2 separate regions of the Homo sapiens genome follow, and region 2 is linked to region 1. A link is a loop called in an ENCODE intact Hi-C map of the cell type or tissue named here. Cell type or tissue: CD4-positive, alpha-beta T cell. All regions are shown on one strand. Links, peaks and the distances in the headings refer to the core of each region. The heading gives the core; the rest is flanking DNA. Region 1 has its middle 8.7 kb from the start of HTR3B. Region 2 overlaps ZBTB16 (zinc finger and BTB domain containing 16).

Region 1 (11,583 bases), core at 2,343-10,342:
GTTTAATTGAGGCGATGATCGACATTGCATTCTTGCCATGCATTGTAGTAAGCTATGACTCTAAGTCAAACCTTCTGGGGACGTGCTTCCCTCCCTTTTCTTTGCACTTTCTGATATGCCCATCTGTTACTGGAAGGCCATTACTAATGATGTGTAATACAGGTACATTACAACTTTCATTAGCTAACTTAACAACAGTCTAGTAATCCTGCCCATTATGGCTCTTTATTGGCTGATGAATTCTGTCAAGATGGCAATGATTTTGTATGAGTGACTTGTCTTCAAAGTAGTTTATATACAATGCTTCCTGATCTTTCCTTGACAGCCTTGCTCTGTACTGTCAGCTGGCTTAGATCTTTCTTTTTCTAATCTTAGTGTCCTGTCTGGACTTTGTTTACTCAGTACTTTTAGCTTTTTTTTTTTTTTTCCCTAAGAGGCAGAGTTTCACTCTGTCGCCCAGGCTGGAATGCAGTGGTGTGATCATGGCTCACTGTAGCCTCCATCTCCCAGCCTCAAGCAATCCTCCCATCCCAGCCTCCCATAGCTGGGAGTATATGTGTGTGCCACCACACCTGGCTAATTTCTTCTCTTTTTAGTAGAGATGAGGTGTTGGTATGTTGCCCAGGCTGGTCTTGATCTCCTGAGCTCAAGTGATCCTTCCGCCTTGGCCTCCCCAGTAGCTAGGAATATAGGCATGCACCACTACACCCAGCTCATACTCAGTTCTTTTAGGTTTGGTATTGCTCCTCTCCCCACCCTTCAGTTTTTCACAAAAATGGTCCCTCCTCACTATCTTACATACAGCATTTTTCATCCACTAATATGGTTTGGCTGTATGTCCCCACCCAAATCTCATCTCAAATTTCAATCCGCATGTGTCAGAGGAGGGGCCTGGTGAGAGGTTATTGGATCATGGGGGCAGATTTTCCCCTTGCTGTTCTCATGATAGTGAGTTCTCATGAGACCTGATAGTTTAAAAGTGTGGCGCTTCCCCCTTCTCTCTCTCTCTCCACCATGGATGATGTTGCCTTGCTTCCCCTTCCCCTTCCACCATGATTGTAAGTTTCCTGAGGTCTCCCCAGCCATGCAGAACTATGGGTCAATTAAACCACTTTCTTTATAAATTACCCAGTCTCGTGGATCACCTGAGGTCAGGAGTTCGAGACCAGCCTGACCAACATGGTGAAACCCCATCTCTACTAAAAATACAAAATTAGCTGGGCATGGTGGCCCATGCCTGTTATCCCAGCTACTCAGGAGGCTGAGGAAGGAGAATCGCTTGAACCCAGAAGGCAGAGGTTGCAGTGAGCCGAGATTGCGTCATTGCACTCCAGCCTGGGAACAAGAGCAAAACTCCATCTCAAAAAATAAAACAAAATAAAATAAAATAAATAACCCAGTTTCAGGTATGCCTGTATAGCAGTGTGAGAATAGACTAATACATCCACCCAGAGAAAGCTTTTTATCTGCATTGTTTCTGCTAATTCCCCAGACATCATCCTTGGAAGGATGAGTGTGGGGGTAAGTCTCATTCTAGCCTTTCCAGCAGATCAGTATATGTAAGTCAAAATTTGGAATCATGAGGGGCTAGGCATTTGGACTTCTTTCTTTTTTTTGAGATGGAGTCTTGCACTGTTTTCCAGGCTGGAGTGCAGTGGTGTGATCTCGGCTCACTGCAACCTCTGCCTCCCAAGTTCAAGTGATTCTCCTGCCTCAGCCTCCCGAGTAGCTGGGACTACAGGTGCATGCCACCACACCCGGCTAATTTTTGTATTGTTAGTAGATACAGGGTTTCACCAGGCTAGTCTCGAACTCCTGACCTCAGGTGATCCACCTGCCTCGGCCTCCCAAAGTTTTAAGATTACAGGTGTAAGCCACCTCACCCAAACGTGTTTGGACTTCTTAAGTGGCATTACTTGGGTAAAAGAAACAAAGACTTAATCTGGGATTTGAATCTGCGATTCTCTTACAGAAGTTCAGGCCAAGCCCATCATTAAGAAAGTACCTGAAAATATATTTCTTTTAGAAGTCCCCACTTCACATCCCCATGAGCCTTTGCACTCTGTTTCTCCATTATTTTCAAGTAAGATATGGCACCTATTAGATCGACCGATGTCTTTTGGAAGAAGCAAGGGGAGAGGGTTTATTATGCAAACATAATAAGGAAGTGTTTATTATGCAAACAGCAACTGAGTTATGCGTCCTTTAAGACTACTAAATAGTTTTTAATTACTGCTATACCAGTAAATCCCATAAATATGCAAATGCAATTAGTTCAAAAAATAGGCCTTAAATATCTTTATTCCTCTCCAACAAAGTTCTTTGAAGTTAATCGCTAACTCTCTTTGTTCACTCCCTTGGCAGTCATGCTAAAATTGACAGGAATTTTGACAGATGTACATATTCGGGGAACCAAATTTTCTGAGCACATCTGGTCAGGCTGGAGGAAAAAAGCAGAAATGGACATTCCAGCCAAACTCAAACATTTAATGAGTAGAGTCCCATATGAAATTTCTGTTACTCCACAGTGTTTTCCTCTGAAATCAATATCAAGCTAACCACAGAGGAGGCACCTCAAGTCCAAAGACACACTCAGCATTCGATTTTCCTCTAGCTTAGAATTTCATTTTTAATAATAATGCACATTTTACGGTCCTTAAAAAGTAAACAAATAAACAAGGGAATGGAGTCCCTCATGGTTCTGGCCTTTCGTGGTTTTTGTGTCATGGTTTTCTATGGGAGGTCATAGAGCATAAGATATAAGGTCCCAGGCCTTCAAGTCAGACTTACCTCATTGTGCATCCTAGCTTCATCGCTTGCTAGATGCTCATGGCCTTGGTCAAACTCCTTACTGCTTCTAAGCCTTAGTTTTCACATCCTTAAAGAGGGTTTAAACAGCATTGAGTTAGTTTTCTACGGCTGCATTAAAAATTACCACAAATTTATGGGCTTAAAACAGCACTCATCTAGCTCACAGTCCTGTAGGTCAAAAGTCCAGGAACAGAATGAACAGATCTGCTCAGGGTCTCACAAGGCTGAAATCATGGTCACGTGCTGGAGCCAGCTCTCACTGATCAAAAAGACCATTGTTTTTTCATTTGTTTCCAGTGATATCAGTTGGTAAATTGAAATCAGTCAGCCAGGAGCAGTGGTTCACACCTTGGAAGCACTTTGGAAGGCTAACTCAGGCAGATCACTTGAGCCCAGGAGTTCAAGACCAGCCTGGCTAACGTAGTGAAACCCTGTGTCTACGAAAACTACAAAAAAATTGCTGGGTATCGTGGTGCGTGCCTGTAGCCCCAGCTAGCTGGGAGGCTGAGGTGGGAGGATCACCTGAGCTTGGGGAGGTCAAGGCTGCAGTGAGCTGTGATTGTGCCACTGTACTCTAGCCTTAGCAACAGAGTGAGGCTCTGCCTCAAAAGAAGAAAGAAAGAAGGAAAGAAAGAAAGAAAGAGAAAAAGAAAGAGAGAGAGAAAAAGAGAAAGAAAGAAAGAGGAAGGAAGGAAGGAAGGAAGGAAGGAAGAAAGGAAGAAAGAAAGAAAGAAAGAAAGAAAGAAAGAAAGAAAGAAAGAAAGAAAGAAAGAAAGAAAGAAAGAAAGGAAGAAAGTCATAATGACAAAATTTGTCACATGGAAATCAGCAAACACTCCCACCAGGACCCCTCCCACCAGCTGTTTTCAAAACATCTAACTACATGCTGTGACCACTCCCTTGATCTTACAAGGCCTCATATATTCCTACATTACAGTACTCATTCAGGTGTGTTATAAGTATTTGTTTACTTTTCTGTCAGTCTAGAATTTGGTGAATACCTTGAAGGTGGAGCAATGTTGTGTTATTCAGCTTTATATCTCCATCGTAGAGCTTGGCACCTAGTAAGTGTTCATTGAGTGTTCCAGAAAGATGGGAGGAAAACAGGGAAGAAAGAATTAACAAATGAACAGAAAAGAATTCTGGCTTATGCCAGAAAGATGATGCCAAGAGGAATCCAGCCTTTTCATAACCACATCCAAGATGAGATACACTCACCACCCATTTCACAAAGGATGGGTGAGAATGACAACTTGGTTCTGAAGCAAGATTGCCTTTATTTGGTTTGCTCCAGAACCAGGGAGCAATTAGTGCAAAAGACAAACATGAGACACCGGTGCAGGCAGATCATGAGTCCCTTTGACTCACTCAGAGTGTACTCCAAGTTCAGAGATTTTACAGTCCTTGGGGGTAAGATGTACCCCAAAAGCTAGAGGAAAATAGAAGGTGGAAGGAACTTGGAGGAACACAGAAGCTTGCTGCTTCTGTTTACGCTCCCAATGACATCAATTCCAAGAAACCGCTTAGTGAGACTACAATATACGACAGACAGTCTTACCCTGTACACTATGTTGTTTAGATCTTCTGCACAGATTATGGGCCTTGAAGTCTTGCTGTGCCAGCACTGGGGGATCTCCCCTGATCTATGGCTCACTGTAGGGCCCCCAACATTTCCATTTAGACCCATTTAGACATTTTCTGGGGAAAGGCAGTCAATTACTGCAGCCAGTGAGATGTTCTGGTTCAGGTGTAAATCTCTGGATATTTCCATCTCTGCTATGACTCAAGATGAGGAAAGATCTTTGATCCTTTAGAAATTTATTTATTTATTCATTCATTCATCCACTTAGTAAGTAGGAAATTGTGATAGACATTGACAATCTATGGATAAGAAAGCTGGGGAGAGGTGGATTGGAGGTGACAGATAAGAAATCTTTGAGAGAAACGCCTATAGATGGATGAACTGGAGAGGACCCAGGCAAAGAAAGGAGCCCAGACTTGGAGTGGGAGTAGGTGGAGGCTTTTCACAAATAGCATTTGTGCTGAGTACTGATATTCATCTGAGTGGGGAGAGGGTGAACGGAGCTCCCAGCAAAAGGAATTGCACATGAAAGGGCTGGAGGTTGAGATGAGAGTGCATGGTGCCTTCTGGGAACGGGGTCGGGGGGAGGGTGCAAGCCTCACTTTGTAAAATTGGGGGAAGATAATTCTAGACTCACATGAGTTGAAAGAATTCAAAAGTTCATGATGCAGAGTGTTGACCGGGGATAAAATAGGAAAGTGAAATATTGTATAAGTCTGTATAAGTGCTGTTATTATAAATCTGTCTCCAAATGGCCTATAGCAATTATTCTAAAATGCACAACAGCTGTATTTGTCCCCCTTCTGCCATTGCTGAAATTTACACTGTCATCGCGCCAGGAGGAAGGCTTGGCACTAATAATAGGCTGGCTGAGTATGGCTGGAGTGTGACAGACCCCTAGTTAGAGCCCAGAAAGACTGAGAGCAGAGTGGGGAACTGTAAAGCTCTGAGGAAATTCGAGTTGGTGGCTGTGAATATAATCAGAGCACCACCTTGTGGTGGCTGTCGTGCCTGCCTTAACCAATTCTGCGCAACCCCAGAAAACTATGCCAACTCATTTTAAGTTTTATTATACAGTGCACTTTCAAATGATTTCAAAGTCATTTCAGGCCTCTCTTCATGTCACCACTATTCGTCTTTGCTGTAAATTCTCCTCTTTGCGTTCACCAGCACCAATCCACACCAACCCATTCGATCTGTTTTCACACAGCTTATGACCGGCCAGTTCCTTCCTCCTACCTCCTTACTGCAATTCTTCCAAACTCTTGGTCCCTAGGAGCTCCCAAGTTTCCTGGGAAACTGACTCAGTAACTTCTTTTTTTCTTTTTCTTTTTCCTGAGACAGGGTCTCGCTCTGTCACCCAGGCTAGAGTGCAGTGGTGTGATCATAGCTCACTTCAGCCTTGACCTCCTGGGCTCAAGTGATCCTCCCACTTCAGCTTCCAGAGTAGCTAGGACTACAAGTAAGTATCACCATGCCTGGCTAATTTTTTTTTTTTTTTTTTAGTTTCCCTATGTTGCCTAGGCTAGTCTTGAACTCCTGGGCTCAACTCCTGAGACGCCTTAGCCTCTCAAATTGTTGGGATCATAGGTGTGAGCTACCATGCCCAGCCTCAGTGACTTTTCACAAATGGCATTTATGCTGAATACTGATATTCAGCTGGGTGAAGAGAGGGTGAACGGGTGAAAGTTACAGTGTAACTTTCCTACTGTCTTCCTAAGAATGGGAATAAGTCTTCTGCACATCTGAAAAGTTATAAACAATATTATTAAAAGCCATATCAGGGATTTACTACGAAGATAGGACCCCAGAGGGACTAACTGCGTCTTCTAGTAGAGTAAAGCTCGTCTCTGGCCACCCAGCGGGCCAGTAACACAGTGTCCTGGTAGGCAGACTGGTGTATCAGGTTTCAGAGGATGCCCCAGGGAACAGGACTAGAAGTATATGAGCTCTTTAAAAGCACAAAGCAGTCGTTTCCATGTTCAGATTATTTAGAGATTATGAAGGCACCAACCCTGCTTTCGATCTGCATACAGTCAAGTGGAGCAGACACAAGTCAATAATCGCAGTAGAGCCACTTAAGTTTTCTAAAAGAGATTTATCAGCAGGTTGCAGGTGAACATGGCCTTGAGATAAATCCTGCCCCTTGTTGAAGTACAGTTTCAGTAGATGGTTCATGGTATTTTAAGAATTGGAATTTTTTAATAAAAATAAAAAAGTTTTGTTTGGTTCTGTTCTAGATTTATTTTTCCTCCTAAATAAATGAGAAAGATGTTTCAACAAAGGTTCTTTATGCTGAATAATTGTGATGCTTGAAGGTGGTAATCTGCTTTGTTTAAGTGGATTTTAAATGTCAGACAATTCTAGACAGTTTTCTCTTGGTCAAATAAAAATTTAATTAAAAGTTAAAAAAATTAAAAGCCATATCAAATTTTAATATTGACAGGAGGGATAAAACTCTGTAACGCTGACTGTCTTAGATTAGGTTTCCCTGAAACATACCTATAATAAGGCTTTGTGTACAAGCAATCAATTTTAGAAATACTCCCAATAGAAATTGGGAAAGGGGAGCGTGGTTTCAGCTTGAACCCTCAGGGAAACTTGACAGTGAAAACCACACAAGGGAAGCTGGCCTGCACACTCTCACTCCCACCTGTCAGCTGTTGGCTAAGGGGAACAGGGAGTGAACTCCCAGATATTTCCTGGTCTTTTCCTGGGCAGACAAAGCTTTAGTAGCCAAGGAGACGTCTCCAACAAAAGTCCTAGGTGTGGGCCTTGGAAGCCACAGTGCAGGGAAGCCAAGAGAGGGAGTGCAGAAGAGGAACGGAGGTCTGAAAAGATCTAGAAAGACCACTATCAGTTTCTGTTTCAGAGACAGCACAGACACACGGGAGGCACTAAGTTTCTTATTCCTTCAGAAGACAATTAAGGCCAGGCATCATGGTATCACGCCTATAATCCCAGCAGTTTGGGAGACAGAGGCGGGTGGATCACTTGAGGTCAGAAGTTCGAGACCAGTGTGGCCAACGTGGCGAAACCCTGTCCCTTTTCTTTCTTTCTTTCTTTCTTTTCTTTTCTTTTTTTTTTTGAGACAGAGTCTTGCTCTGTCACCCAGGCTAGAGTGCAGTGGAGCAATCTCAGCTCACTGCAGCCTCTACCTCCTGGATTCAAGCGATTCTCAAACGTCAGCCTCCTGAGTAGCTGGGATTACAGGCGCCTGCCACCATGCCCGGCTAAATTTTTTATTTTTAGCAGAGATGGGGTTTTGTCATTTGGCCAGACTGGTCTCAAACTCCTGACCTCAAGTGATCCACTTGCCTCGGCCCCCCAAAGTGCTGGAAGTACAGATGTGAGACACACCCAGTCTTGAAACCCTGTCTCTACCAAAAAATACAAAAATTAGCTGGGGTGGTGGCATGCATTTGTAATCCCAGCTACTGGGGAGGCTGAGGCACAAGGACCATTTGAACCCAGGGGGCGGAAGCTGCAGTGAGCAGAGATTGTGCCACTCCACTCCAGCCTGGGCAACAGAGCAAGACTTGGCCCCCCAAAATAACAATAGGCCAGGAGCGGTGGCTCACGCCTGTAATCCCAGCACTTTGGGAGGCTGAGGCTGGCGGATCACGAGGTCAAGAGACCAGCCTGGCCAACATGGTGAAACTCTGTCTCTACTAAAAATACAAAAATTAGCCGGGCATGGTGACTGTGCCTGTAGTCCCAGCTACTTGGGAGTCTGAGGCAGGAGAATCGCTTAAACCCGGGAGGTGGAGGTTGCAGTGAACCGAGATCATGCCACTGCACTCCAGCTTGGGTGACAGAGCGAGACTCCATCACAAAAAATAATAATAATAAATAAATAAAATAAAAATAAATTTAAAAGAAGACAATTAAATTTCCAGTAACCTGATGATTAACTTTGCAGAGCCCAAACATACAGAAATACAATTAACACTTTTCTTTTTCTTTTTTGAGACAAGAGTCTCACTCTGGGCCGGCCGCGGTGGCTCAGGCCTGTAATCCCAGATGGAGACAATCCTGGCTGAGATGGTGAAACCCCGTCTCTACTAAAAATACAAAAAAATTAGCTGGGCGTGGTGGCGGGTGCCTGTAGTCCCAGCTACTCGGGAGGCTGAGCAGAAGAATGGCAAGAACCCGGGAGGCAGAGGTTGCAGTGAGCTGAGATCGCGCCACTGCACTCCAGCCTCGGCGACAGAGTGAGACTCCATCTCAACAACAACAACAAAAAAGAGTCTCACTCTGTCATCCAGGTTGGAGTGCAGTGGCGCAATCTCAGCTCACTGCAACCTCCGTCTCCCGGTTCTAGCGATTCTGGGGCTTAGCCTCCTGAGTAGCTGGCATTACAGGCACCCACCACCATACCTGGCTAATTTTTGTATTTTTCGTAGAGATGGGGTTTCACCATGTTGGCCAGGCTAGTTTCCAACTCCTAACCTCAAGAGATCCTCCCACCTCAGCCTCCCAAAGTGCTGGGATTACAGACGATGCCATCACACCTGGCTAATTATGTGTTGTGTTGCTTTTTACTTTTTTTTTAGACGGAGTCTCGGTCTCTTACCCAGTTTGGAGTGCAGTGGTGCGATCTGGGCCCACTGCAACCTCCGCCTCTGGGATTCAAGTGATTCTCCTGCTTCAGCCTCCTGAGTACCTGGTTTCACAGGCATCCTTGGGATCATAACCATCACATCTGGCTAATTTTTGTATTTTTTAGTAGAGATAGGGTTTCGTCATGTTGGCCAGGCTGGTTTATTGCTTTTTTTTTTTTTTTAAAAGATGAACTCTCGCTCTGTCACCTAGGCTGGAGTGCAATGGCACGATCTCGGCTCACTGCAACCTCCCACTCCCAGGTTCAAGCGATTCTCCTGCCCCAGCCTCCCAAGTAGCTGGGATTACAGGTGTGTGCCACCACGCCTGGCTAATTTTTGTATTTTTGGTAGAGACGGGGTTTCACCATGTTGGTCAGGTTGGTCTCGAACTCCTGACCTCGTGAGCCACCGCACCCGGCATTGCTTTTTTCAAGTTAATATTTCTCCTCCTGGCCAGGTACGGTGGCTCACACCTGTAATCCCAGCACTTTGGGAGACTGAGGCAGGCGGGTCACTTGAGGTCAGGAATTCGATACCAGCCTGGCCAACATGGTGAAACCCCATCTCTACTAAAAATACAAAAATTAACCGGGCATGGTGGCGCCTGCCTGTAGTCCCAGCTACTTGGGAGGCTGAGGCGGGAGAATCACTTAAGCCCAGTAGGTGGAGGTTGCAGTGAGCCGAGATCGCACCACTATACTACAGCCTGGGCAACAGTGCAAGACTCCATCTCAAAGAAAGAAAAAAAATATTACGCCTCCTGGAAAAAGCTCTTTCCCCAAATATTTGTTGATGACTTTGCCATAATTTTACCAGAGTCACATGGTTCCTATCTTGACCACATATTTTAAGAATAAAATATGAAATTTTAAAATCTGAAGTCTAAGTTATACTGCTGTGATGTCTAAGCAAGTAATCTGCAAGCATGGCAGCACATGAGGCTCATCGAGTATTTTTAAATGACCTGGGTCCCATCTCTATAGATTCTGACATTATGGTATAAGATGGGACCCAGGGGCGGGCGCGGTGGCTCACGCCTGTAATCCCAGCACTTTGAGAGGCCAAAGTGGGCAGATCATGAGGTCAGGAGATCGAGACCATCCTGGCTAACACGTGAAACCCCATCTCTACTAAAAATACAAAAAAAATTAGCCGGGTGTGTTGGCTGTCGCCTGTAGTCCCAGCTACTCAGGAGGCTGAGGCAGGAGAATGGCATGAACCTGGGAGGCGGAGCTTGCAGTGAGCCGAGATCGCACCACAGCACTCCAGCCTGGGCGACAGAGCGAGACTCTGTTTCCAAAAAAAAAAAAAAAAAAAAAAAAAACAGTGGAATTGAGTGGGTATGGCTATTGAGTTGACTTGAACTCAGGAAAAAGATAAAGAAAAACAGAGAGCGATTAACCAACAATTAAAAGCTGAGTTTGGCTGGGTGTGGTGGCTCACACCTGTAATCCCAGCATTTTGGGAAGTCGAGGGGGGCGGATCACAAGGTCGGGGGATCCAGACCATCCTGGCCAGCATGGTGAAACCCTGTCTCTACTACAAATACAAAAAGTAGCTGAGCGTGGTGGTGTGTGCTTGTAATCCCAGCTACTTGAGAGGCTGAGGCAGGGAAATCACTTGAACCAGGAGGTGGAGGTTGCAGTGAGCTGAGATCGCGCCACTGCACTCCAGCCTGGCAACAAAGCAAGACTCTGTCTCAGAAAAAAAGTTAGACCGGGCGTGGTGGCTCACACCTGTAATCCCAGCACTGTGGGAGGCCAAGGTGGGCAGATCACTTGAGGTCAGGAGTTTGAAACCTGCCTGCCCAACATGGTGAAACCCAATCTCTACTAAAAATACAAAAATTAGCTGGGCGTGTTGGTGCAGGCCTGTAGTCCCAGCAACACAGGAGGCTGAGGCACGAGAATCACTTGAACCCGGGAGGTAGAGGCTGCAGTGAGCCGCACTCCAGCCTGGGTGACAGAACGAGACTCTGTCTCAAAAACAAAAAATGAAAAAACAAAAATTAGTCATGCGTGGTGGCACATGCCTGTAGTCCCTGCTCCTCGCGGGGCTGAGGCATGAGAATCACTTGAGCCTGGGAGGCAGAGGTTGGAGTGAGCCAAGATTGTACCACTGCACTCCAGCCTGGGCGACAGAATGAAACTCTGTCTCAAAAAAACAAAAACAAAAACAAACAAACAAAAAATTTCAATTATTTTGTGAGAACAAAGCTATTTTCTTTCTTTTTCTTTCTTTCTTCTTTTTTTTTTTTTCCTGAGACAGAGTCTCACTTTGTTGCTTAGGCTAGAGTGCAGTGGCTCGATCTTTGCTCACTACAACCTCTGTCTTCCAGGTTCAAGCAATTCTCCTGTCTCAGCCTCCTGAGTAGCTGGGATTGGAGGTGTGTGCCACCACGCCCAGCTAAATTTTGTATTTTTGGTAGAGACGGGGTTTCACCATGTTGGCCCAGCTGGTCTTGAACTCCTGACCTCGTGATCCGCCCCCCCTCGGCCTCCCAAAGTGCTGGGACTATAGGCTTGAGCCACTGTGCCTGGCCCAACAAAACTATTTTCAATCTGTCATTTAGAAAAGGGAAAATAA
Region 2 (11,583 bases), core at 2,336-10,335, 300 kb before region 1:
CACACTGTCTCAGGGGCCTGCTGATAACAGGCCCTACTGCCACGGCGGTCGGTGGTTGAGACACTGGTCCCCGGATTCCTCAGGGAGCAACCCTGGGCCCGGCTTGGTGGCACGTACCTCCTTAACTTAGACACCTCCAATGAGATGCCAAGGTGTGCAATGAACTTTCTCCTCTCCTGGCTGTCTAACTCAGAAGAGGTTGTCTCTTCCTCCTCCTCCTCCTCCCCCTCCTCCCACCTCCACTCCCTTTGGGTACCTCTACTTACCCTGCCTCTGTTTTGAATCTCTAAAATAATGTGACAAGTTAATGATGGTACAATTATCTAAATGTTTAACAGACATGTTATCTAAGTGAGTCGGATTGAGATTCCATCCCGCTGACAGTAAACATCAATGGTGGAGCAGAAAGCGATAGGCAAATTATAGCAAACCCTGCAATTTCAATGCTATTAACTTTGGAGGAATAACAGCCTTGAGGCCTGTAAACTCTGAATAAAATAGGCCCTTGTGTTTGTCCAACTATTAAATCAAAATGCTACCAACATCCTAGAAAAAACAAGGCAATTTATGGCCTTTCAAGTTTCAGTTACACATTGGTTTTTATTAACTCCTTTCTGTCATCAGGCAGCCATGGCGTCACTAAGGAGAAGGGTGAGAAGTCAGAGAGGAAACACAGGAGTGGACAGTGGGAGAGAGAGGGATAAAGGAGAAGCTTGAGGGGCTGAGCATGGGCACGAGGGGAGACGAGTGGAAACCTGAGATCAAGAACTGAGGTTGATTATTCAGGACTCGGATGTGGGGACAATTCTGAGAGTGAAGGGGCAACTCAGACCAGTGAGGACGGTGAGTCCTGCCAGATCACCCCAAGAAAACACCAACCTGGAATCCCAGTCCTGCCACTGGATGAGTCATATTATTTAAGCCTCTCTGGGCCTGTGATTCCTCATCAGTGATGCAGACAGTGAAGCCCCCCTTAGTGGTGTCCTGATGACTATATTGGACCATACATAAAAAGCCACAGTGCTGGGCACAGACCACGTTCTGAATAATAGTCCTCAAAGATCAGACTCTATCCTTCCCCTCCAATTTCTAGAACAGTTTTTAAGAGGCAAAAGATCTTCATCTTTAATCCCTTCTTCAGACACAGTAGGTATTTAATACACTGTTACTGAATAAGCTACTAAATAAAGTGGAGGAATTCTTGTCTACTGGTGAGGGACAGAAACTGCAGGCCTCTAAAAATAACAGTAGCAAGCAGCTACCACTTATGCATACATCAGTCCTCCTTCCCAGGGCTCAGGGCTTCACATGTATGATTTTTTTTTTCTTTTTTTCTTTTTTTTTTTTTGAGACGGAGTCTCGCTCTGTCCCCCAGGCTGGAGTGCAGTGGCGTGATCTCTTCTCACTGCAAGCTCCGCCTCCCGGGTTCACACCATTCTCCTGCCTCAGCCTCCCAAGTAGCTGGGACTACAGGTGCCCGCCACCAAGCCCGGCTAATTTTTTGTATTTTTAGTAGAGACAGGGTTTCACCATGTTAGCCAGGATGGTCTTGATCTCCTGACCTCATGATCCGCCCACCTCGGCCTCCCAAAGTGCTGGGATTACAGGTGTGAGCCACCGTGCCCGGCCCCACATGTATGGTTTTATGTAGTTCTTACAGCAACCATTATGATTATTAATCGTAGTTTACAAATGTGAAAAACTAAGGTTGAGAAAAATACAGACCATCAATGCAAGATCAGAATCTTAGGCTGTCCTTGGAACCACAGAACCCCCCAAACAGTACTTTTCTTGCCCAATTCCTACACACTACCTTTGAGAGAAGCAAGGAAACGAAGCCATTTGTCCCATATGAAGCAAGTCCATAGCAGAGCCAGGATAAGAACCTAGTTCTCCTTCTCCTAATTCATTATTGCTTCCAAACACCATGCTGCCTCCACATCCCCAATGGTAATCTGCAATCACATTTCCACTAGGGTGGGAGGCCGGGGAAGGGCAAGGTCTGTGTCCTGCCCACTGCCCAGCGGCATCCATGGCTGGCATCCCCATCCCGGGGCCCAGCATCCATGTCCAGCATCCCCGTCCCGGGGCCCAGCGGCATCCATGTCCAGCAGCCCCGTCCCGGGGCCCAGCGGCATCCATGTCCGGCATCCCCATCCCGGGGCCCAGCGGCATCCATGTCCGGCATCCCCGTCCCTGGGCCCAGCGGCATCCATGTCCGGCATCCCCGTCCCTGGGCCCAGCGGCATCCATGTCCGTCATCCCCGTCCCGGGGCCCGGCATCCATGTCCGGCATCCCCGTCCCGGGGCCCAGCATCCGTGTCTGGCATCCCGGTCCCAGGTCCCAGCATACATGTCCAAAATCCCTATCCCAGGACCCAGCATCCATGTCTGGCATCGAGAAACACTCAAGATGTCTGTGGAGGAAATGAGCTTCAGCCCTTTCTAATCCAAACCTGCCTTGCTTAAATTCTCCTTCTCCAATCCCAAAAGAGCCAAACACCACTGATCCCCTCAAATCACTGTCCAGGGCAGTGATGCTTCATATAAAATGTGCTGGGGTGATGAAAGGGCAGAGCACAAAGGACTTTCAGGGCAGTGAAGCGGCTATTCTGTATGATACAAAAATGGTGAATGCGTGTCCTTACATGTCTGTCCAAATCCACAGACTGTACACCACCAGGAGTGAACCCTCATGTGAACTGTGGGCCCTGGGTGACAATGATGTGCCAGCGTAGACTCACCAATTGTAACAAATGTACCACCCATGTGGCGTGGGATGTTGATGGTGGGGGAGGCTGTGCACTTGCGTGTGAGGACGGGGGTACAGTGGGAACTCTATACTCTCCATTCCATTTTGCTATAACCTAAAGCTGCTCTTAAAAAAATGAAATTTATTAATTTAAAAAAGAGTATCGGGGGCCCCTCCAGAAGGTGGCCAGAGGGGCCCTGGGAGCCACTAGGGTGAACAATGGAGAGAAAGAATAGCTGGTCTGGGCCAGCAGGAGACGGCTGGGTTGTTCCTCCCTACTCTACAGCAAGCAGCTCCAGCACAGCCGAGAGCCCCTGTGCTTGGAAAATAAAACTCTATATTAGGCATCAAACATGCCTTTATAGTAACAGCATGAAATTAGGTCAAGAGTAAATCTATGCTGGGGCACTGACTGTACAAACAGCAGCACATGACCCTCCTCCCAAAGTGCCTATGACGTTCCGCGGCCGTTCTTCAGCCTGAGCTTTCTCATGTTAAATTCCTTGGCACAGAATGTGAAATGCTATACAAATCACCTCTGATATTTATAAAAGTCAAATGCTATTATGTTTTCAATGGGGAGGTCACAGCAAACCACATGGAGTCTGCCTGTCCCTCTGATGACTCACTGTCCTGTCCTCCCCGATACCCTCCACCTTGGACAGAGGTTTGAGGTTCGTTTGGATTTTTTTTTTTTTTCATGTAAAGTTTAGGTAGATTAAGTTATTTGTCATCATCTGGCCCCCTCCCAGCTCCTCTGGGACCAGCCACTGGGAGGCTGTTCTTGAGAGCAGGAACTAGAACAGTTGCCAGTTTTCCTATCATTACAGGACTCCTTGGTGCCCAGCACTGTCCCTCGTGCCAAGCTCAGGGCAGGAGGGGGCAAGGCCAGCAGCTATCCTGAGGGAAGGAGCGTTGCTGCTCACCCTTTTAAATCCTCTGCCTTCTGCACTCCAGCCTGGGCGACAGAGCGAGACTCTGTCTCAAAAATAATAATTAAAATAAAATAAATCCTCTGTCTTGCCTGCTACTCCCACCCCACCCCCTGCCCCCACCATGATCACCCACTACAGAAAATTCTCCAAACAAGGACTTCATTTTCTACTCTGAAGTTCAGAGCCAGGGACTGTCTCTGAAGCTTCCTCCAAATATTATTAACATATCAGGAGAGAGGGGCCAGTGCAAGCAGGCAGCCAACACCAAGGTTGGAGAGACAGTTCTGCACCTCCAAAGGGGGAGGCCACACAGTGCAAAGAGAGAGAGAGAGACAAAGAGAGAGAAACAGAGAGTGGGGGGAAGACAGAGTATATGCCTCCTAGACTCCTTCACACTGAAACGAAGAGGACCCTTTGGGTGGGGTTCCCTCCAATGCCCACTCCCTGCTAGAAGGGAAGGGCAGAGTCCACAGCATGGACCCTCAGCCGCCAGAGGTATGCCGTTTCTGGACTGCAAGACTCTTGCAGCCGACAACACAGTGGATGAGAACCAGCATCTCAACATTTGCATCTGGTTGAGTGGCTTCCCCTGTGACGCAGTAATGTGGAAACTAAGCAACCTTTTCTAGGCCAGTAAAAGAAAGTACTTATTTTGTAGTCACAGTGGAGAGAACCTTGGGCTGAACTCGTGGGCCCTAATTCTAGTTTGGATTGTGTGTTCTTAACTGACCCCCTTTTTCAAATAGGGGCTTTGATCCATTGATCCGCACATGAGAGCTGATGCCCAGGCCCCCACAGGGAGGGAAGACAATGCTAAAATGTGGGCTCTGGGGTACAGAAGCCCAAGGCACACATTCAAGTCCTGCCCCAGATTGGTCTTCCTTAACCTTTCTGGGACTCAGTTTTCTCTGGCAAAGATTAGGGAGGAAAAAAGGTCTATATTTTTGGACTATAGTGAAGACTTAATAAAAATAATAACTCAAAAGTATCCAAAAGAGTACAGCTATTGAATTATCTGTACCTAAGGCAAGTTCAACCTACATGCTCATTTCCTTCATAACACCGTAACCTTCAGGAAGGCAGGGCCCAATTTCTGTTCACTATTATGTATTAAGTCCACAAAGCACCTAGCATACAGTAGGTACTTAAAAACTCAGAGAATGAGGAAATGAAGGAACTACAGGATAAGCCAGCTACACAGGCTACTCTCACAGCAAACTTGAGTCACTAACCTGGCAGACCTTGCAGGGCAGGTTGAGGGCTGGAGGAGAGAGCTGAATTCCTCCAGGGTAAGTCTAGGGTCTAGTTCAACCTAGTACCCTGGGCCTGCAGAGGGTGCCCTTAAGCTTCCCAGCCTCAGAACTTCTAAACCTAGGAATGACCTTGCCTCTTTTTTCTTACTGGCGAAAAGGTAGGATGAGGTGGAAGGTTCTATTTGAAGAAGTCAAGAGATAGGGAATACCCAGGTTCCTGGTGATAGCAGACATGGTTCAGGACCCTACCAGGAACCCAAAATTCCTGAGCCTTTGAGGGCACCAGTCACTGAAGCCTCCTCTTAAGACGTGGAAGGGCACAGGCCTGGTGCTCCTGGAGGCTGGTACACCTGCTTAGTCTCGATTCCAGTTTTGCGGCCTGTCTGGCCTGGGTTTACACATCACCTGTTTAGACACCAACAGGGAATGGTTCCTTTGGGAAGCTTTGGGCATTCCAGACCTCAGGGCCTTAAGATCTACCAAATCTGCTCCCTGAGATTGCTCAAAGTGTGGAGCTTCAATCTGCCCTCACTTCTTTCAACTGCACTGAGAGGGCCCCAGTGGCTGTTAACTCAGTGGGCACATTGCAAATGTCCTCTTGGCCGGAGGACATAGTCAGGGATCCTGGAAGACCTCACCATGGCCTTGCAAAGCAGGTGTATACTGTTCCTATTCCTCCAACACCATCCTCACTGACTTGGCCCCGTCAACCTATCCAGTGGGGGAAATCCATGTTCTCAGAAGCCTCTGAGGAAGACCAGGATGATGCGATGAGAGAAACTGGCACCTCCATTTCCTGAGCACTTACTCCATGCGAGGCCTATATTGAGATTATCCAATCTGTGATGGGGCTGGAATTGGAATCTAGATAGTCTGACACCAGATCCCAAGTTCTGGGTCACTGTGCACCAAATACCCTGCACTTGACACTCTGACTTTAGGCTTCATGGGGTTCCTCTTCCCTGCAATCTGCATGACAAACCTGCACCACTCTGTTAGGGCTCAAACTTTCCTAGGAAGTAATGTCCTCTAGAGATCATCCCATCCACTTCCCTGCCTTCAGGCAGGTCTCTTGTCCCCAGGCAGTCATTTGCCCATCCCCCTTTCCTGCTCCCTGACTCCCTCAGTCTCTCTGGCCAGGCCCACACAGACCAGCCCTGGCCCCAACTCCCCCATGTTCACATTACCAATAGGTGGCTGCTCTGGGTCCCCTACAGATGGACTGAAAGAGTTGAAGGTTCCTACAGGTCACCCTCATGGCCTCTTTGCTCAGACCTCCCATTTTCTCCCGAGGGCATGCTGAAGACTGCCCGGCCTCCTACCCTGGAGCTCAGCAGCCAAGTTATCTCGCTGCCCTCTAATTAACACCACCGGATCCTGTCTGTTGCCCCCAGGCCTGTTCAAGTCCCAAATGGGGATGTACAGTGGCTTGAACAACATTATGATTTGTAAAACCCACTCCTAATTAGTTTGACTTTGAATAAAGAGGGTAATTATTTTTAAATTTATTAACTGCTGCCTGGCCAGAGAAGTTTCCAGATCAAATGACATGGAGAAGCTATTTCTGCTCAGTGATGCAGCAATTTATATTACTGATCGGTCATTAAAACCTCTGGCACAAAACCACTTGTGTTTCCTGAGCCAAGATAGTGTCCGTGTGTCAAATTTCAAACCCAGAGAATAAATTAAGCCATTAATGGTATTTATCAGTTTATCTGGACTTAAAGAACTACTTACTAATTTAAGACATTCCTGATATAGAAGCCAGGTGGTGCACTGGGTGTGCATGGGGGTGTGCACGTGCACGTATGTGTGTTTTCTCACTTTTATTTTACTGAACAGTGTAAAAAAAATTCTGATGTGTAAATGAAGTACAAGCATCTCGGGAACTGCCTAGCTGTTAATTCCTCACTGCTCTGCAACCCAAACATTTTGGAAGCAGCAGTGTTTTGCAATATGTATTTGTCATAATATAAAAGGTGTAAAATGATCTCTGTTTATCTCCTCAAAGCCTTCGTTGTACCAAAACAGAAAACTGAATGTGACAACAAAGCCTGAGCCCAGCCCAACCATAAGCGTGGCCTCCTAGAACACCAGCTTGAGCCCGTCAAGATCTTGAGGGCAGGGGGCAAGGAGGGGTCACACACACCAGGACAGAAATCCAGGTCAAATAGGGTCAAAAGGGTGAGATGTGAACATGCCATTCTCTTGGATAGGCTGGAATTGGAAATAGTTTCCATTAAATTCATTTTCCAGTTTCAAGAATACCTGTACAACACCATAACCACCTGCCCTATGCAAAGCCACACGTGAGCTCCATGAACTCCCACATGGCAGCCTTGGATATGAAACTGATCTGATTCAGGCAAACTGTATCCTACTCCAGGAGGAGGATGTACACATCAGGGTGTTGCGGCTTCTTAGTGCAATGGAGCACAGGGTTCCAAAAGAGCTCTTCCCAGGCAGGGCCATGAACTCAATGACCTCTAAACAGGATCACCCGGAACCAATCAGCCTACAGACTACTGGACAACACTCAGTCAGTGCGGAGGCAGCCAGGGAGTAGTAGAAAGAACACTTGAGTTGGAGTTGGGTCAAGTTCCAGTTCTCTACTTCCTAGTGGGTAGTGTCTAGGCCTCCATGGTCTCATCTGTTAAATGGGTGTAATCAAGGAAATTGTTTTATAAACTAAGGTAGCAAAAATATCAAGTGGCACTGGCAGTATTTTTACTGTCCCAGGGTCTCCATTCCTTCTCTTTTTCAGAGCTCTTCCCTACCTACTCTCCCGTTGGCTTCCCAACGGTACCTGGTCTCCCACCTGGCTTTTCCCACTCCAATAGCTTTAGTGACATTTTCAGCGCTCCCTGTCATCAGGCAACTCCCTTCCTCCTGGGACCCCTTTCCTGGAACAGAGAGGGCAAATAGATTTCAGACTGTATTCTCTCATTGATTATTAGGGGAACTAAAAATCCACCTGAGTTCAGCAGGAAGTAGCGCTGTGAGTGATGAATGAGCTCTGCCACATGTCGGAAAGAGTCACCATGGTCACACAGGACCCCTCTTTGCCAGCCCTATCCTGAGGGTAAAACTGCTGTTGTATCTCCCCTCGGCACTGAGCACGACACCTGCCCCACACAAGGAAGTGGCTCTTCCCTGCTGGGGGAGCTCGCCCACAGCTCACACTAAGGCTGGCAGGGAGCCCTTCTCAAAGCATCCACCTTGGTCTCTCACCCCTAATTTGGATTCATTTTCTCCATTCCCCATCCTTTCAAGAGCTCAGTTTACTCAATCTTTATTGAGCACACCACATGTGGCCTATTGAGCAAGCCACATTTTACCTCAACATCAGCAGGGGGCACTCGGTAGCTGACCTCTCCCTCCTCCAGCTGAGGAGCCCCATCCACAAGATCTCTGGGGAAAAAACAAAAGGCCCAGACCACCACATTCAGACCTTCAGCTTATTTCAAGAACAGGGCATGTGCCTGAGTTGGTCACCATCATATCCCCAGCAGGTGCCAGGCACACAGGGGGTGCTCCATATGTCTGGGGTCCGCCTAGGAACAGCCTCCACAGCTGCTCATCCCTCGGGGACTCAGCTTACTCCCCTGCCCCTGGCTGAGAGGGCAGCTGGCTCCCTGCTGCTGCAAATTTAATCTGGATGGACAGAATTAAGCTGCTTGGCAAAGCTGGCTCACAGCTCATTCCCCCAGATTAGAACTCTCAGAGTGGGATTCTCAGTTACATGCGGTCTAGCAATAAGAAAATGGCTGGGACCCTGGGAGACCCGGTTCTCCCCTTGCTTTCATGACAACCACCTCTGGAACCCTGGGCAAAATAACCTAGCCAGGTCACTTTCTCTATAACTGAGCTAGGGAGATGCTGACTGGAATGACAGCTCACCTGTAAAGCTCCCCTCCCATCATGACAGGGCAAGGCCCCTCCAGACCAAAGCTCAAGATGCCAGTCAGGAGGCATGTTTTCCACTCAGAAAAGGCAAGGACAAGAACGCTGAAATACTGATGACAATAATCTTAACAGCAGCTGACTGGTGTTCTTCCTTCTTCCACTTTAGTCCCCTGTGGTAGCTTGTTTCCAAAGATGACTGCCATCAATTCCTCCTTCCCTATAGGTTTCTGTCACTTCCCTACTGAGAAGGAGAGTCCAGCCTTCCACCGCCTTCTATCTGGGGCTGACCTGTGACTATCTGATTGATGAAATATGGTAGAAGTAATGCTGTGTACTTCCAGCCTAGCTTTTAAGAGGGCTGGCAGTTCCTGTGTCCTGACTCCTGGAAACCTGAGCTGTCACACAGCAAGTCCAGGTTACTCTGCTGAAGAGAGAAGCCATGCAAAGGAACACTGAGACTCAGATAATTGAGTGAAGGAGCCATCTTGGACATCCAGCCCAGTCGAGTCTTCAGATGACACCAGCTCCAGCCATTACCTGATGGAAACCACATGAGACCCCAAGTGAAAACCACCCAGCTGAGCCCAGTTATCCAAAGAACTGTCAGAGACAATAACACTTTATTGTTTTAAGCTACTATTGGAGTGGTTTGTTACATGACAACACTCTCTATGGTCAGTCCGCAACACAAGAGCCAGAATAATCTTTTAAACACATAAATCAAGTCATGTCATTCTCCCAGTCAAAACCCTCCAATGGACTACTTTTCCCCCTTCCCTATAAATGCACATCTGTGTGTGTATATGTATTATATCTCAGTAAAGCTACGTATGCGTGTGTGTGTATATGTGCGTGCATGCATGTGTGTATAGTCAAATGTCACTTAGTGATAAGGATATGTTCTGAGAAATGTTTCATTAGACAATTTTGTCTTAAATAGGGCACAGCGAGCCAAAAGAGCCCTGCCCATGACAAGGCAGTGAGCTAAATGATCCTGAGCCTTTTAGCCCACGGACAACACTCAGTCAATGTGCAGGCAGCTGGGGAGTCGTGGAAAGAGCACGTGAGTTGGGTCAAGTTCCAGCTCTCCACTTCCTAGTGGGTAGCTTCTAGGCTACATCCTAGAGCACACTTACATAAGCCTAGATGGTACGGCCTTCTACACACCTAGGCTATATGGGACAGCCAATTGTTCCTAGACTTCAAACCTTTACAGCATGCTACTGTACTAAACACTGCAGGCAATTATAACACAGTGGTAAGTATTTACATATCTAAACACATCTAAATGTAGAAAAGGCACAGTAAAAATACGGTATTATAATCTTATGAGACCACTGTCATATATGCAATCCATTGTTGACCAAAATGTTATTATTATATGGTGTAATATAGTTTGGATATTTGTCCTGTCCAAATCTCATGTTGAACTGTAATCCCCAATGCTGGAGGTGAGGCCTGGTGGGAGGTGATTGGATCATGGGGGTGGATTTCTCCTGAATGGTTTAGCACCAACCTCTTGGTGCTATTCTCATGACAATGAGTGAGTTCTCTTAGATAACTGGTCATTTAAAAGTGTGCAGCTGCTTCTCCCTCACCCAACTCTCTCTCTCTAGCTCCTGCTCTGGCCACGTGACATGCCTGCACCCCCTTTGCCTTCCACCATGATTGTAAGCTTCCTGAGGCCTCCCCAGAGCCTGAGCAGATGCCAGCATCATGCTTCCTGGAAAGCCTGCAGAACTGTGAGCCAATTAAACCTCTTTGTAAATTACCCAGTCTCATGCATTTCTTTACAGCAATGCAAGAACGGCTTAATACATGGCACGTCACTCTGTTTGTGTGTGTATGTATACACATGTGTGTATATATATGTGTGTGTGTGTGTGTGTGTGTGTGTGTATGAGAGAGAGGTGGCATGAGTGATGCCAGTGACTCTTACTGACACTGGCAGAGCTCATTTATATACATGTACACACCCATGCCGCTTTTCAGAGACCTAATACACATACCATTTAATATAAAATTCATGTCTTTTAAAGTGTACAGTTCAACTAATACACAGAATGGTCCCCGACTTAGGATTTTTCAAGTTTATAATTGTGGGAAACCATCACAGTTTTGAAGTCATGTACAGGATATAATAAATTCCATGAGATCTTCAACAATTTTATTATAAAATAGGTTTTATATTAGATGATTTTACCCAACTGTTGGCTAATGTAAGTGTTCTGAGCACATTTAAGGTAGGCTAGGCTAAGCTATGATGTTCAGTAGGTTAGTTGGATTAAATGCATTTTCAGTTTATTATCTTTTCTACTTATGATGGGTTTATCAGGACACAGTCCCATTGTAAGTCGAGGAGCCTCAGTATTCGAAGCTGTGCAGTCATCACCACAATCAATTTTAGAACATTTTCATCACTCCATGAAGAAACTCCAGCTCCATCGGCAGTCGCTCTCAATTTCCTCGCAACTTCCCCAGCCCCTGGCACCTACTAATTTACTTTCTGTCTCTATAGATTTGCCTATTCTAGATATTTTACATGAACAGAATCATTTTGCATCTGGCTTCTTTCATGGAGCATGTTCAAGTTCATCTGTGTTGTAGTATGTATCAGTACTTCATTCCTTTTTAAGGCCAAATAGTATACCATGGTATGAATATACCACACTTTGTTTATCCATTCACCAGTTGATAGACATTGGGTTGTTTCCATTTTTTGGCTATTATGAATAAT

The links. A loop is a pair of places that touch in the nucleus more often than their neighbours do. Peaks named below come from ENCODE experiments on the same cell type or tissue, not always from the same donor. Only the 100,000 strongest peaks of a DNase experiment are listed, where the experiment ranks them.
Region 2: a loop joins it to region 1, with 11 times the contacts of the local background. A loop is called at or near these places in 14 of 110 quality-filtered maps.

What each region holds. Positions count from the first base shown.
Region 1 is chr11:113,890,291-113,901,873 of GRCh38, reverse strand. It overlaps a transcript of HTR3B not described here. Among named protein-coding and RNA genes, the nearest start is that of HTR3B, 8.7 kb to the left of the region's middle. RefSeq lists a silencer at 5,900-6,100. In CD4-positive, alpha-beta T cell, for the core only: CTCF peaks have their summits at 5,231 and 5,433 (motif pointing left); a DNase peak (open chromatin) is centred at 5,373.
Region 2 is chr11:114,189,893-114,201,475 of GRCh38, reverse strand. All of the region lies in intron 4 of ZBTB16 (zinc finger and BTB domain containing 16), which reads right to left. Among named protein-coding and RNA genes, the nearest start is that of NNMT, 100 kb to the left of the region's middle. In CD4-positive, alpha-beta T cell, for the core only: CTCF peaks have their summits at 4,995 (motif pointing right), 6,531 and 6,742; a DNase peak (open chromatin) is centred at 5,005.